Linked DNA regions of Homo sapiens: region 2 is linked to region 1. A link is a loop called in an ENCODE intact Hi-C map of the cell type or tissue named here. Cell type or tissue: Caco-2. All regions are shown on one strand. Region 1 holds the start of MIR601 (microRNA 601). Region 2 holds the start of MIR7150 (microRNA 7150).

Region 1 (8,000 bases):
TAATTTTTTGTGTTTTTAGTAGAGACGGGGTTTCGCCATGTTAGCCAGGCTGGTCTTGAACTCCTGACCTCAAGTGACCCGCCCGCCTCGGCCTCCCAAGGTGCTGGGATTACAGGTGTGAGCCACCGCGCCCGGCCGTGGCCTGCTTTTAATAGGAGGGGAGCTGTGAACCTCACTGTGCTCACTGCCGTAGCCGTCGTCCCCACCAGTCAGAGAAGCACGTGAGGATAATTAGGTCTTAACAAAAAGCCTGGAGAGTAGAGAAGAATGGACCAGGCTTCTGTCATCAGACAGCCGATCCTACCATTTTCTGGCCCTGAGAAACCTTGGGCAAGTTATGAAAGTCTCTCTGAGCCTCAGTTTTTCTGTCTGTTCAATGGGAAAGCTACCACCTACCTTTGACAATCTTTTTTATTTTATTTTTTGAGATAGGGTCTCGCTCTGAGGCCCAGGGTGGTGTGCAGTGTCATGATCTCAGCTCACTGCAACCTTCAACTCCCCAGGGCTCATGCAATTCTCATGCCTCAGCCTCCCGACTAGCTGGGACTACAGGTACACGCCACCATGCCCGGCTAATACCTCTGACAACCTTAAGGGATGTTGGTGAATGTCATTCCTCTTTCCTTCCCCAAGAAGAAACACTCAGGCACCAGTGCACATGGTTTCTTTGGCGGTGAGAAGACTGAACAGATCCGGTTCCCAACTCCAGCCTTCAGGGAGCCAGAGAGGAAGGGTGGCCTGCTGGGCAGGCCATCATCTCATTTTAGGATGTGGAGCTGTCTCTCTGGGCAAAGCCAGACTAAAGATGAACCCTGAAGGGCCCCGTTCCAAGGACAGCATCAGAATGTCATGGAGAGAATGAAATCAAGAATTCTGAATGCTGGCCTGGCCACTTTTCAACTGGGTGACCTTGGGAAGACTGGTCAAATCCACATTCTGGGCCTGAGCTCCCACTCGGGAAGAAACGATGCTAGCCCAAGAGGGCCTAGAAATCAATGGGTGCTCCACCGCGCCCCCTGCTGACTGGTGTCTGACCCACAGCCTCTCATGCAGGATCCCTCCTACCCCGATCCCTGCCCCACGGAAGCCCCTGGGCGTCACATCAGCTGTGCTCTGAATAGTAATGGAAGTAGCCAGTACTTCTTGAAGAGATTTAGTAACTGAATATTAACCAAGTAATGTTACCTGAAAAGTAAAGGGAATGTTTCCCCCACAAATCTTCAAAAAAGTCTTCTTCCAATTGCCAACGGCCAGTTTTAAGGGACTAGGAAACCTATCATTGATTCAGAAAGAAAATTTGACACAGGAAAATTTCATTTTGGGAAAATGCAAGTCAACCAAGAGTCAGCATGGGGACTCCCTTTTAAGGCCTCCTTTAAAAAAATCGTCCGTGCTTGCGCCTAGTAGGTTTTCAAAGATACTTGCTGAATGAATGAATGCACGAATGGACAGATGGAATGATGGAGGGATGGACATCAGCTGGGAAGGAAGAAATGAACTTCAGGGGTGGACTGGCCAGAGAGTGGCTGGCTAGTGTTTCTGGGCCCTGATGAGTCCCAGGATGCTCAGCTACTCCAGGAGACAGTCTTACTCTTAATCAGCCCCATCTTGCTGTCCACAAAGCTGGTTATTTTATTTTTGAGACAGAGTCTCACTCTGTTGCACAGGCTGGAGTGTGGTGGTGTGATCTCAGCTCACGGCAGCCTCCGCCTCCTGGGTTCAAGTGATTCTCATGCCTCAGCCTCCCGAGTAGCTGGAATTACAGGGGTGCGCCACCACACTCGGCTAATTTTTGTATTTTTAGTAGAGACGGGGTTTCGCCATGTTGCCCAGGCTGGTCTCGAACCCCTGACCTCAGGTGATCCGCTCGCCTTGGCCTCCCAAAGTGCTGGGATTATTTAATGTGCAATTGGAAGTGAGAGTTGGGGCAAGAAGTCAGGAGGAATGAATCTCTCCTCTCCACTTCAAAGATCCTGCATCCCCTTCTGCTGCCCCAGTCTTCTAAGTTTCCCAAGCACTTTGATATTCCCAGTGGAGATGAAGATCTGTGATTCAAGAAAACCCAGGCCAGATTAAAGGGCCAGGCACCAAGTCCGTGTGCCCAACACGGAACCACCACCTGACAAAGGCCCATTAGGATCGGGCCCCTGCTGCCAGCCTGGCTTCTCACATCTCCCAATACAATGCCGACAGATTGGTGGAGCCGGTTTCTTCCCCCTCCCCCGAACAATATTTTATGAGGAGTCTGTTTTATTAAAATATTTTCCGCTGGATGCTTCCTGTGTTTCAAGAAGTTGGTCCTGCCAGCTGGAGCTGATGACAGTTGAGAAAAACACATCCAAGTGCTGTTGTGACATGGCATTTGGAAGGGGCGGAGCACAGTGGGGGGGTGGGGAAGCAGCATGGGAAGAGGCGTAGAAAAACACCCGGGTTGCACTAGAAATACCACTGGTATTATGGGAGAACAACTTCCCCTTCCTCGTTAAACAAACGTGAACAGAAACCCTTGGAATGATGTCCTGAAACGTACCCCTCTGTCTCCTTGTGGGCCCGAGCCACTGTGACGTACGCTCACAGAAAACCTGTCATTTGTTTTCTATCACTGGTAGTTTGCCAACCACCAAACTGGCTCCCATGCTCCCACTGGTTTATTTCAACCCCAAATATTTTCCAACAGAAGTAGAAAACAGGGCATATTAAACAAACAACAAACCAACCAACCAACAAAACTAAAAGTGATACTGACACAGTTCAGGTGATAAGCAGGAAAATGGGATTATCAGACACCGGCTCTTTGGCACACACTGCGAAGTCAGCCCCTCTGCCCAGTCTGGAAAAGCAACGGCGTAAGTCAATGTGATGAAGAGGTCCAGCCTCTCGTCGGGAACTTGGCCGCAAAATGGGTAATGCTTTTCTGTAGGATGTGGAGTGTAGCTGGTGTTGCAATGGTGTTTCTGTGTAATGCAAGAATATTCTGGGTTTACATCTCAATATCAACAGGCCTGTGACCCTGTATCCTGGTACAGTGTCTAAAAGGTTTAGTCCAGTTTTAAAGAGGGGACTTCAAAGAAATGTGACAAATTTCATCCCCTTAAGGAGGAATCTTTAGTCCGAGGCACTCAGGTGCCATGCAGCGTTCTCTCCATAAGGGGGCAATCATAATCCATCCCTCATGTTCCCACCAGGCTATTGTGCAGAGCAAAAGTTAAACTTAACCCAGCTTCAGGAGTCCTCTCTTCCAAATGTCTAATAACTGAGCATCCTTGTGTGCAAGCGCACACGTGCACACACACACACACACACACGCACGCACACATATAATTCTGGAACTTTCTGGGCAAAGTCTGAGGGCTGTCTGGGTGGGCTGGTTCCTTAAAGACCGTACCCTCGCTATCAACCAGAAAATCCTGGAGAGCTGAAGTGAACTGCAACTTGGGTTAGGCCCCAGCTTGACAGCTCGAAATCATTTTTTTTCCTTCTTGCTCCAACTCTGACTGGGACCTGCCATGTCCCTTACCTTCTTTCCCATTTTCTGAGAGCCAGACAGACATGGGGGCCTCCCCCTTTCCACCCAAAGGACTTCAGGATCCCTGGGGTAGTTTTTCTGACTCCTCCAACAATCCTAGACCAAGACGAACTCATGCACTTTTTCAAGGCATCACAGGAAGTCAGCGTGTAGCCGCTGAGTTGTCTGGATAGAGACTGAGGGCTGTGCTCCTTTTGCGGACAAAGGGAAGCAGTGCTACCTTCTGCAGATGGCTCTGGTCTGGACTCGGGGCTATCTGCAGCCTTCTGCCTCACCCCACCACAGGCAGGTCCACTTCAGTCCACTGCTTGTCTTTCTGCCCCCCTCATTCACTTCATCTACCCCACGCCTCCTGAGCAGGTGACTCTAGGCCAGTCCTACGGGAGGTGCTGGGCATAACACCCAGGGAGCTCCGCGTCTCAGGGAGATGGGTAAGAAAAACCACAGTAACATAAATCCTCCGGCACAGGTGGGCAAAGGGTCCTGGTGGGTCTGGGGCAGTGGATGAGGGCAGTCCTGTATATAGGTTCTCGGCCATGGAGGCCTAGGAAGGTGGGTGGATCCAGTTCAACACTTGGCCTCCTTCACCAGGTTCTAACCCTCACCTACTGACTCGGCATCTTCAGCACAAGAGGCCTAGGACCTTCTTCTGAACCCAGCAAAGTATGCTTTGGACCCCACCCCTCGAAATCCAGCCCAAGTGCCCGGCTCCCTGGCCTCTGGGGCCTCCCACTGGTGTGACAACCAGACCGAGTAAAAGATCAAGTCCTGTTCCCTGAATGACCCCTTTGTGAAACACCCGCTGGGAGCCCCGGGGAAGCCTCACAAAGGCCGGGGCTACACGCTTGGGCTTCGCAAAGTGCTGGCTCCGCAGACACAGGGTTCTTACAGACAGAGGGGAGAGGCACAATACTCACTGCTCAGGGCTCGGCACAGACGTCCTCCGGCCTTCCACTGCGATGTTGCTCTTTGGTCTCTTAACAACATGTGGACGAGGTGGGCGCACCTAGAGGAGGTACAGGGGGAGAGCCCCAAGAAGGAGTGAGTTGGAAAAGCCATACAGGTACATTCTGAACATTTGGATAAACGGCCCCCCCAAAAAACGTTTAGGGATTTTCAAAGCTACAGGCTACAAAAGCCCAGCCTATCACAGAAACATCACCATCTAATAGGCAGCAGACAGACACATTAACTGGAATTCTGTGGCCTATTCAAATCAGAAGGGTGCTCCTGGAAAGCTCGGTTTCTTCATCTGCAAGATGAGGATAGTTCCATTGGCCTCCTTGCAGGGCTGTGGTGAGGGTCCAATGAGATGATGTCTACATAGGACCCGGAACAAAGAGGCCCTTATCAATGACAATTCCCTCTCATCTTCCTCTGATGCCCAGAAGCTGGTTTTGTAGAAAGAAAAGGTTGCGCTTACACTTGTTTTTAGGGTGAACATGCTTAGTTTGCTCTTTTTACAACAGAATCACAGGGTGCTTATTTTCCTCTCTAAATAAGAGAGGCATGAGAGAGTGCCACTACAAATCGTCTTTCTGCTTCCCAGAGCATCCCTGTGCTAGTCCTCCCAGCAGGGTTCAGCCTGGATGCTGCCCATCTTGTGTAGCTACATGCACTGAGCAGACCTAGTGGGAGGGTCTGCAGTGGGCACATCAGGAAGGACCCAACTTCCTAACCCCACAGCTGCTGCAGCAGCGGGATGGGTTTTTCTGACCCGCTGTCTCTGAAAGCGAACATGAGGGCCCACAGAGAAAGACACCCTCATCCCCTGCCAGAGTTCGTGATGGATGTTAGGCTGAGAATTTCTAGGTGCCCTTAGAAGGATACTCATTTGGTCCAGTCGACATTACATGGCTTTAAATTTGGCATGGCCATCTCTGTACACTCCCAGTGCCCGAGAGGGATGGGTTGAGAGCTAAGCTGAGAAAGTCTATCTCTGAATTTCATTGCTGATAAAAACAACCGAGCCTGCCGGGGCAGGGGGCTTGCTTTCTCCACGGATGGGATGCCACAACTGCTGAGTTTCCAGGACAAGACAGGGAAGGGAAGCAGGCACACACTCCACCTCCTGCCCACCCTTTGAGTTTCCAGGACAAGACAGGGAAGGGAAGCAGGCACACACTCCACCTCCTGCCCACCCTTTGAGTTTCCAGGACAAGACAGGGAAGGGAAGCAGGCACACACTCCACTTCCTGCCCACCCTTTGAGTTTCCAGGACAAGACAGGGAAGGGAAGCAGGCACACACTCCACTTCCTGCCCACCCTTTGAGTTTCCAGGACAAGACAGGGAAGGGAAGCAGGCACACACTCCACTTCCTGCCCACCCTTTGAGTTTCCAGGACAAGACAGGGAAGGGAAGCAGGCACACACTCCACTTCCTGCCCACCCTTTGAGTTTCCAGGACAAGACAGGGAAGGGAAGCAGGCACACACTCCACTTCCTGCCTACCCTTTGAGTTTCCAGGACAAGACAGGGAAGGGAAGCAGGCACACACTCCACTTCCTGCCCACCCTTTGAGTTTCCAGGACAAGACAGGGAAGGGAAGCAGGCACACACTCCACTTCCTGCCCACCCTTTGAGTTTCCAGGACAAGACAGGGAAGGGAAGCAGGCACACACTCCACTTCCTGCCCACCCTTTGAGTTTCCAGGACAAGACAGGGAAGGGAAGCAGGCACACACTCCACCTCCTGCCCACCCTTTGAGTTTCCAGGACAAGACAGGGAAGGGAAGCAGGCACACACTCCACCTCCTGCCCACCCTTTGAGTTTCCAGGACAAGACAGGGAAGGGAAGCAGGCACACACTCCACTTCCTGCCCACCCTTTGAGTTTCCAGGACAAGACAGGGAAGGGAAGCAGGCACACACTCCACTTCCTGCCCACCCTTTGAGTTTCCAGGACAAGACAGGGAAGGGAAGCAGGCACACACTCCACTTCCTGCCCACCCTTTGAGTTTCCAGGACAAGACAGGGAAGGGAAGCAGGCACACACTCCACTTCCTGCCCACCCTTTGAGTTTCCAGGACAAGACAGGGAAGGGAAGCAGGCACACACTGCACTTCCTGCCCACCCTTTGAGTTTCCAGGACAAGACAGGGAAGGGAAGCAGGCACACACTCCACCTCCTGCCCACCCTTTGAGTTTCCAGGACAAGACAGGGAAGGGAGCAGGCACACACTCCACCTCCTGCCCACCCTTTGAGTTTCCAGGACAAGACAGGGAAGGGAAGCAGGCACACACTCCACTTCCTGCCCACCCTTTGAGTTTCCAGGACAAGACAGGGAAGGGAAGCAGGCACACACTCCACTTCCTGCCCACCCTTTGAGTTTCCAGGACAAGACAGGGAAGGGAAGCAGGCACACACTCCACTTCCTGCCCACCCTTTGAGTTTCCAGGACAAGACAGGGAAGGGAAGCAGGCACACACTCCACCTCCTGCCCACCCTTTGAGTTTCCAGGACAAGACAGGGAAGGGAAGCAGGCACACACTCCACTTCCTGCCCACCCTTTGAGTTTCCAGGACAAGACAGGGAAGGGAAGCAGGCACACACTCCACTTCCTGCCCACCCTTTTTCCTGAACATCGTACCCCCCACCCCCCAGAAGCTTGTGGGTGACACGGCACGGTGGCTTAGGGACACAGATGATAGAAGCTGGCTGCATAAAAGACAAGTCTTTACAGAGTCTTGTCAAGCCCTCAGGTCTGCGCACGTCTGATCTAACCAAAGTTTTTCCTGTGGAGTGGCCAGTCTGATCTCAGACAGGTTTGGCATATCAGGGATGTGGTAAACACCAAAGGCATTCCACCAAACTGGCTGTCTTCATCTGTGGGGTGATTGTGAAGCCCGGATACAGGGAAAGTCCCCCCAAGGGGTCTGGTACACAATGGGGGCTCAATAAATGCTCATCCTGCTCCTCTGTGACCTGGATGTCCCTTCTTGTCAACAACAAAAGGAAGACGATGAGTGGGTGTCTCTGAATTAGAAGATGAGTTTTAGGATTCTCTTACCCCTGCCTCGCATTCTGTGGACTGCCTGGTATGTCATGGTTGCTCAGCAAGATTTTTAGAAACGAATGAATGTTGCTGCTCGGAATCTGAGAAGTGCATAATGACGCTGCGAGTATCATCGTGATTAGAGCTGGGCCTGCCACACAGCTCACATTCAGTCAACACGTGCTGAATAAACAAGTGGGTATCCCTGCACCCCTTCTGACTCTGCACTGGTTTCCCCAGCTCTGGCAGCTGGTCAACAGGGTCACCTGGCTGGAATGATCCCCACCCCCAACTTCTGCCCACAAAAGCAGGAGTGTGGGTAGGGTGAAGGAGCAGTTCTGCCCCTGCCCCGCGGGGCCCCGGGGCAGAGCTTTCAGGAAAGGTCAGACTTTAAGGCCTGTCAGCTCATCCTTGCACAGGGCTGCTCCTTGCTACAATAAAGGCGGGTTAAGAATGTGAACTTGTGGCTGAAATGGGGGGAT
Region 2 (8,000 bases), 81 kb after region 1:
TGCTTCTTGCTTCCTTTAGACGCTAACTGCAGGGTGATTTGTGGTTCTGGCCAGGGGACTGTCAAAAGACCATTCCAAGAAACTCAGAAAAGAGCTTTCATTTAGTCATGATGAATGGGGAAGGCAAATGTCAGCTGAATTCATTTAACTAGCAACATATTCCCTAGTGTCAGGGCAGACTCCCCTACCGAAGTAGGAGCTGATAATCTGAGGTACTCATGAACAAGGTTGTTTTGGGAGAAATACAAAATAACAGACCTTCTGCCAATGGGCTATTTTACTTTCTAAATGTTCTTATCCCCTGAGCCCTCCATCTGACTCTGTGAGGGTTCCCAGGCCTCCCCATCTTCTGCCTGGACAGCGGCAATTGCCTCCTCCCAGGGCCCCTGCTTCCAGACTCTCTCCACCCAACCCTGTGTCTCGACACTCCCGAGAGACCTCCTCAAGGCACCACTCTGGACATGTGCTCACGCCACACCTGCGGAAGCCCGGCACTGCCCTTGTGAGAGGCTTCAAGGCTCTTCTTAGCTTAGCGTGCCAGCCCCCCAAGGCCCCTCCAGCCACACCTCTTGACATTAGCCCTGCAAACCAGAAGTCTCAATCATTGCTACAGGCCTGGAGCTTCCCATACGCTGTGCTTTCAAACCTCTTTGCTTTTGCTCACGGTATTCCCTCTGCTTAGAATAGAATGCCTCTTCCTCCATTCTTTGTTAGGCTAACATCTCATCTTACAAGCCATGCTCAGGTGCCATAGTTCCAGGAAGCTGTCCCTGCCCCCATAGCCATCCCTCTTGGGGTCTTCCTCTGGGGTCCCATAGCACTCTAAGCTTACCTCTATCCTATTAAATAAAAGTCACCTGCTTATCCGCCAGCCTCCCCCTTGAGGATGTGAACTCTCTACAGATAGGGAGGGAACTGTCTTCATGACCTTACCAAGCATACAGCCTGGCACACAATGGCACACTGAACACACGTGTGTCGAATGAATGAATACGCTACACTCTTGTATGGGAGTGAGTCCCATGAAATGAAGCTGCTTTCCGAAAAGTAAAAGGATACCAAGATAGTTTCAAACAGACATACACTGTCCCAGAATTCTTCCTGAAGCAGACGGCGTCACAGCAAGGCTGCAATTATAGACATGCGCACACATTGTTTAAAAAAATTCATAGAATGCACTTCACACTGACTTTTTTTTTCTTATTGGAAACCTGTTTACAATCTTGTCCACTGTCAGTCTTAAATGTCACTTTTCAGAAAGCTGGCTGCTGCCAGCAGAAATTTATTTTCAACTTGAATCACAGCATGTTCATGCAGAGAAGCGCCTCTTTTGAATCTCCAAATTGGAGGGAATTCAGGGAAGAGAAAGTGAGGTGATTAGAATCTGCAGAGGCCGACTCAGGAAGAAAAATTATGAGGCTAAAATATGCATGTGTGAGCTAAACAGCAGCTATTAGTTGGTGGAGGTGGCAATGGTGGGGATGGCAACTACCTAGAAACCTACCAGGACAGTGAGGCTGCATAGCAACACGTGGAAACAAGGAAGCGGGAGCGGGAGGAAGAAACAGTGAGGGAAGCCCAGGCACCAGGAAGGACGCGTGCATTTACAGACGGCCCTCCTGTGCCAGGTGCTGCCGAAGAGGCCGTCCTTCACTCAGCCTTTGCCCAGCAGCTATCATTATTCCTATTTTAAAGGTGAGGAAACTGAGGTTCTGAGAGATTAAGAAACCCAAATAAGGAGTGGTGGGGTCAGGTCCTACCAGCCACCTGCCATCAGCTAGTCACTAAGTAGAGGTCTGCAGTAGGCATCATTGCCCCTGCTATTTACAGGTGGGGTGATCAGGGAAGACTTCCTGGAGGGGGAACACTTGAGCTGAATTTGATTATGCTTCTTTATGCCTATTCAGAAAAGGGGTGTCAGCTTTTAGGAAAGCTGTAATTCAATATGCATATTGTCTTTTTTCTTTCTTTCTTTTTTTTTTTTTTTTGAGACAGAGACTTGCTCTGTTGCCCAGGCTGGAGTGCAGTGGCGTGATCTCTGCTCACTGCAACCTCTGCCTTCCAGGTTCAGGCAATTCTCATGCCTCAGCTACCTGAGTAGCTGGGATTACAGATGTGTGCCACCATGTCTGGCTATTTTTTTTTCTTTTGTATTTTTAGTAGAGATGGGATTTGGCCATGTTGGTCAGGCTGGTCTCGAACTCCTGGCACCAAGTGATCCACCTGCCTCGGCCTCTCAAAGAGCTGGGATTACAGGCATGAGTGGCAGTGCTCGGCCTTTATTCTTTTTCAGACAGAGTCTCGCTCTGTTGCCCAGGCTGGAGCGCAGTGGCGCGATCTTGGTTCACTGCAACCTCTGCCTCCCAGGTTCAAGTGATTCTTGTGCCTCAGCCTCCCAAGTAGCTAGGATTACAGGTGTGCACCACCATGAATGGCTAACTTTTGTATTTTTAGTAGAGTCAGGGTTTTGTGATGTTGGCCAGGCTGGTCTTGAACTCCTAGTCTCAAGTGATCTGCCTACCTCAGCCTCCCAAAGTGTTGGGATTACAGGCGTGAACCACCGCACCCGGCCCATTATCTTTATTTTTTAACACAAACACACACATGGTCAAATCAAATACCTCTTGCCTATCATTCCCTTGGCCTGGCAAACATGGACTCAGGACCCAACTCAAAGGTCTCTGCCTATGGGAAGCCTTTCCCAAATTTGTGAGGAAGGGTGGCTGTTTTTGCCTTTCATTCACTGATTCAGTGAGTAGTTGTTGAGAGCCTACTGGGTATCAGCCCCTGGAGCTATCACAGTCAGCTACCTGAGGATAGTCAAGCAGCCCCATAAAGGAACAATTACCCCCTGGGACAATGGCCTTGAAGCAGAGGTTCCTGCTGTGCAGAGAACAAAGAACAAGGTCCCAAGAAGACACCTGGAGGCTGCAGAAAGCATTCCTGGGAAAGTAACCTGTGTGCTCAGAGGGGAAGGTGGGCAGAAGCCCCAGGCCTCTGTGGGATGGAGGAGTGCCAGGGGAAATGAGAGAGGCTGGAACAGGACAGCAGAGGGGGAGGGGCTCCAACCAAGCCTGGGCATGGATCATGCAGGTCTTTTTAGGTCATGTTGTCCTAAAGCAACAGGGAACCCTAAAATTTGGGTGGCTGGGGGAAGGGAGTGTAGATATTTGCACTTCAAGAGGATCATTCTGATCTCAGTGAGGCCAGTGATCTGCCAAGGAAGCACTGTGTCCACTGAGGCAGCTGCCAGGCAGGAATGGAAAGGGAGGAATTCAAGAGAGGCTTTAGGAGACAAGAGTTGACTTGGATGCAAGAGTTGATGGATCTAGCCGACTGACCACCTCCCCCTACTACACTGAGTGCTTTGGAGAGGCAAGTAGGACCAGGTAGTACTCGCCAGGGTCTCCTCCTTCCTAAGAGTCCAGCAGAGGCCCCATGCAGGGACTATGTTTTCAGTACCTTGGAATCCCTACCCCAAGAGCAGGGGCTGGCATGCCGATGGTGGTCCAGAGATGCTGGGGGGCCATGCCGCCGCTGCTGCTCCAGTCCTCCCTTGGCTGCCAGATGACCCCCACCATGGCAGCCTCCAGGAACTCAGGAGACAAATCCCAAGCAGAGCAAAGCCTGGGTCTTGCAGGCCAGCCTCTGTGTGCAGACAGTCTCTATCCAGAACACACAGGCTTCCCAGGCCTAGCACTTGCTGGGTTCCCCAGCTCTGGGCTGACCAGACGCATGCACACACCAAGTCTGCCAGGGTCTGTTCCGGGTTCCATGTGTGGTGACTGATGTCTTGTGATGGATAGCTTCTGAGGGACAGTGTGTCCTGGGGTGGCTCCGGCTCTGCAGTGGGACAGGCTGGGCTGAGACTCCTGGCTCTGTCGCTCATTATCCATGTGACTGTGGGGAAGTCTTTAGCTCCCCAAGTCACAGGTCAGTTCGTTTGTAAGATGGGGATAATTCCATCTACCTCCCAGAGTTGCTGCGAGGCACAGACAGATTTCACATAAAGTACCTGCCCCAAGGCCAGATGTGTAAGAGAGACTCAGTTGTGGGTTGTTGTTCTTTGTTTGAGACACAGCTTAGTTTTTTTTGTGTTTTTTTAAAAATGATTTTTAGTCTCCTAGGACTTGTAGCAAACGGGTTAGTGTCTCCTGGTCATCGGAGCCATGCCATACATGCTATTAAATATTACATCAATTCATCTAACAATCTGTCTAAATCTGGTCAGAGGGACTTGGTTATGTCTGAGCAGCTCTGGTGTTTTAGAAACCTGTGCTCCTATCCTGAAAGTTTCTCATTCAGAATCCTAGCAGCCATGGTGGGAAACTCTTGTCTTTCTGTTCTAAGCCATTTAGTATATTATCTTCTATCTAGCAGGACACAAGGTGAAGGAGACAGAGCTGGGTTTTTGCAGACACAAAGATCTGGGTTTAATCGCACCTCTAACACTGAGCAACTAGACAGCCTAGCGCAGACCTCTCGATTGGGGCAAAGGGCTGTGGTGAGGACTTTGCCCTTGAATCTCAGTGTTCAGAGAGTAAGCCGCCCAGAGATTCTTCCAGACAGCCCTCTGGTACTGTCCCTCCCCTGCTTAAATCCTTCAATGGTTATCATGCCTTTAGCATGGCTGTCCCTCCATTCATCAACATGTACTGACCTGCTATGTACTGGGTGCTTTGTGAGGTACTGGGGAGGGTGCAGCGGATAGGAAGTCCAGGGTCTTTCCCCTGCATTTAGGACCCTGCCCCGGCCCCTGCCTGTCCTTCCTGCCTTGTTGCCCCTTGCTCCGCACCCCATAGTGCACCTTCTAGCCACACTGAGTGCTTGCAGGTCTACGAATGCACAAGGCATTCAGTTCTCCCCTGAGCCTCTGCTCCTGTTCCTTCTGTTGTTACTCACATAGTCCTGTTTCCTCCTAACCTCACCGTGTCCTGCAGTGACTTCACTGTGGCCCTCAGTACAGTCTGGCATGCAAGGGAGCTTCTGGGCAACAGTGGGGTGCACACTGGCCATGGAGCCCAGCAGACCTGATCCCACTCTCCTCACACCCTCCCTAGCTGTGGCACCTGGGGCAAGTGACATCCTCCCTCTGCGCCCCCTCCCCTCTTCTGTAACATGGAGGTAGTAACATCTGCCTCAAAGTTTTATTTCGAGGGCTACAGGCGACCTGATGTAGGGAAGTGGTGAGTGGTAGCCACTATAATTGTCTGTGTAGTTTCTAGCCTGTCACTCTTCCTAGACTGTGCACTCCCTCAGGGCAGGAGCTGCACTTCTGCTGCCTCAGGATCCCCAGTGTTGGGGGAGCAGAGCCTGGCGTGCATGCATGAAATGAGCATGTGTGAGGTCTTGGGGAAACATGTCTCTTGAAATCAGAAGGCTTTTTGGCTTTGAAAGAGTTAAAATCTGCTCGTGATTATAAACAAGCTCCATTTCAGCTCCGCACTATCACTAGGTGTGAGTCACAAGGCTTAGCAGGTGTGGGCAATAATTAAAGGCTTCAGCAATCTACCTGGGCAAGGTATTTTTGCCTCTTATTCCAAAGAGGAAACTCTCTCTATGGAGAGCAGAGGAGCTCATTAATGAGAGTAATTAGGTGTAAAGGGGGTAGGGGCTGGCATCAGCTGCAGCTTGGAGGAGCTAATCATTAAGCTCTGTAATCTCCTCCGCTGAACACCAGCAGATCAGGTTCGGGGCTGCGAGCAGGGCTCCCCCACCTGAGTACCTGACCATGGGCTTTGGAGAGGCTGAAAGACCTTACCTCTCCCCCTGCCAGGTTCCACCAGGGGACACCGTGTGTGTGTGTGCGCGTACACACACGCGCGCGCGCGCACACACACACACACACACACACACACACACACACGCAGTGTGGGGTCAGCTGCCGGGGAAAGAAGCCTGAGCATCCAAGAAGACGCTTTGCTCTCAGTTTGCACTCACCTTTGAGGAGCATGTGCTGGTTTTACAAAGTTTCCTGGATATAAGGAATGGATCAAAGACTCTGTTTTTGGCCTCCACATGCGGAGGCTAAACTCTCATGCCTAGGCTTCTGGATTTTCTAGCCATTGCTAACATTTAGCTAGCACTGCAGCAGATTTCATTTTCTGAATCCATCTCCCTGGCCCATGGGCTCTGTGACTTGGGAACAAGGGGTTGATTCCCCTGGATCTTCAGTGGCTGGCATACCCCGGGTGCCATAGATCACTGGCTGCATGGTGGGGTGCATGGGAGCAGGTGGGAAGAGAAGAGATCGATGGATTTTGGCATTGTCACTTTTCTCAGTTCTGTGGCTTTGGCCAAGTCACAACCTCTCTGAGCCCTAATTTCCTCCTCTGTAAAAGAAGCTCAATCATAAATACGTTTAAAATTTCAGTAAAAATGGGGAGAGGCTGAATGTCAGGCAAGTGGGCAGGTAAATCCAATGAAGGCCCCACCCTGAACTTGAGCTAGTCAGAGGGCAACGTGTCCCAGGTCAAGGCTACAGGAACAGAGACTCGCCCCCGGAACACTGTGCTCTTAGATGCCAGCGCTGTGGGGCATCTCTGCACTGTTCACAGACAGCGTCACCTTGGCTCTGGGCTCTGCCGCCAGCCCCAGAGCTGCTAGCCCAGCCCTGGAATCTTTCTGCCTCAGCTTGATACACACCGAGACTTCTGGGAGGCCAGGAAGGAAGCAGCTGGCTCCTGCATCCCCCATGAGTCCCACTCCCTAAAGCACCCCTTTGATCTTCTAACCTGTAGCCATGGCCAACAGGAGCCTCTTGGAAAGTTGGCACCAACTAAATGGCATGTGTCCAGCCAGCAAGCCTTGAGCATGAGTGTGCTGGCATCATCTTCCTTGTCCTTAGAGCCCAGTGCTGGTGCAAGCACCTTGGTGAAACCATCCCTGATATCCAACTCCTCACCCCCACCTCATATGTTAGTTCCCATACCTTCCATGGTCCCCCAACCTTCTGGGCACCCTCCACCCTCCTATTGACCACACATTTGCCTCTTACACTCCTCTGGGAATAGGTAATAAAACTCTCTTTTCCCATTGGGACTGATCCTGCCAACCCCCTGCCCAGCCACAGGGGTGGGCATGCGACCCTGGGAGCCGACTGGAGGACTCCATCCTCTGGTCACACCAATGAGTTTAGGGTAGCCCAGAAGTGATCGACACTAACTTGAGCAGTCTCCACTGAGAGTTGCTGCACAGACACTGGAGTTGAGAGGGACTCACTTCAAGCTAGAAGGACCATAGAGGCCCCCATATTTCTATAGCAAAGCAAGAGAATGTTTGAAAATAAAACAGATAATGAAAAGCAAAGCCAAACAGAGGTCACTGAGAGTCTAGACATCATTTGAGCTCCTGGATCCAGCCATGCTGGTAGCAAGACAAGTCCGGGATGTCTCAGTTATATAAGCCAAGAAATTCTCCCTCCTATCCTCTTTGCTCAAGTTCGTTTAAGTTGGGCTTCTACCATCTACAATCAAGGGAAGGCAAGCCAGGGTTTAACCAAGTCTAGGGCCCAAGTCAGCTGGCAGGTTTGTTTACCTGCCCCCTCCACACCAATATTATTGCTGGTAACTAGAGCAGGGTCTTCAGAATGTTTTCTCTCTTGTGTCTTTTAGTTACGAGCCAAGGTCACAGTTCTTGGTTTTCTCCCTGAACCATGAGCAAAGATACGGCAGAACCTGAGGCTACTCTCAGACCAATGCGCATGGCCCCCAAATGGCTTTCCTGGATGCGATTGTCCTGTGGACACTTTCTTGTCCCACATGCTCCTTATAAAGACCCCTGTTTCTCAAAGGTCTTTCCTGAGATCCCTTTGAATCTTTTCTACCATTTTCCCAGTCTGGACAACAGAGACCACAGAAATATAAACATACACAATGTCCTGCAGAATCAACAGCTTTAAAAGAATTGAAAAAAAGAGGGGGGCTGGGGGAACAAAAGACTTGTTCCCATTAAATGTAAGTACCAAGCATGCTGAAAGGGGACTGCTGATATTTCTGGAG

Evidence for each region. A loop is a pair of places that touch in the nucleus more often than their neighbours do. Peaks named below come from ENCODE experiments on the same cell type or tissue, not always from the same donor. Only the 100,000 strongest peaks of a DNase experiment are listed, where the experiment ranks them.
Region 2: a loop joins it to region 1, with 3 times the contacts of the local background. A loop is called at or near these places in 2 of 110 quality-filtered maps.

Annotation. Positions count from the first base shown.
Region 1 is chr9:123,398,959-123,406,958 of GRCh38, forward strand. DENND1A (DENN domain containing 1A) reads right to left here. Exons shown (of 24, transcript NM_001352964.2): 21 at 4,444-4,532. MIR601 (microRNA 601) reads right to left here and starts at 3,645; the gene lies at 3,567-3,645. RefSeq lists an enhancer at 3,648-4,269. In Caco-2, CTCF peaks have their summits at 1,035 (motif pointing left) and 3,152 (motif pointing right); no DNase peak of the experiment used is centred here.
Region 2 is chr9:123,479,826-123,487,825 of GRCh38, forward strand. All of the region lies in intron 13 of DENND1A (DENN domain containing 1A), which reads right to left. It overlaps MIR7150 (microRNA 7150), which reads right to left and starts at 5,797; the gene lies at 5,704-5,797. RefSeq lists an enhancer at 2,493-3,358. In Caco-2, no CTCF peak of the experiment used is centred here; DNase peaks (open chromatin) are centred at 4,526 and 5,719.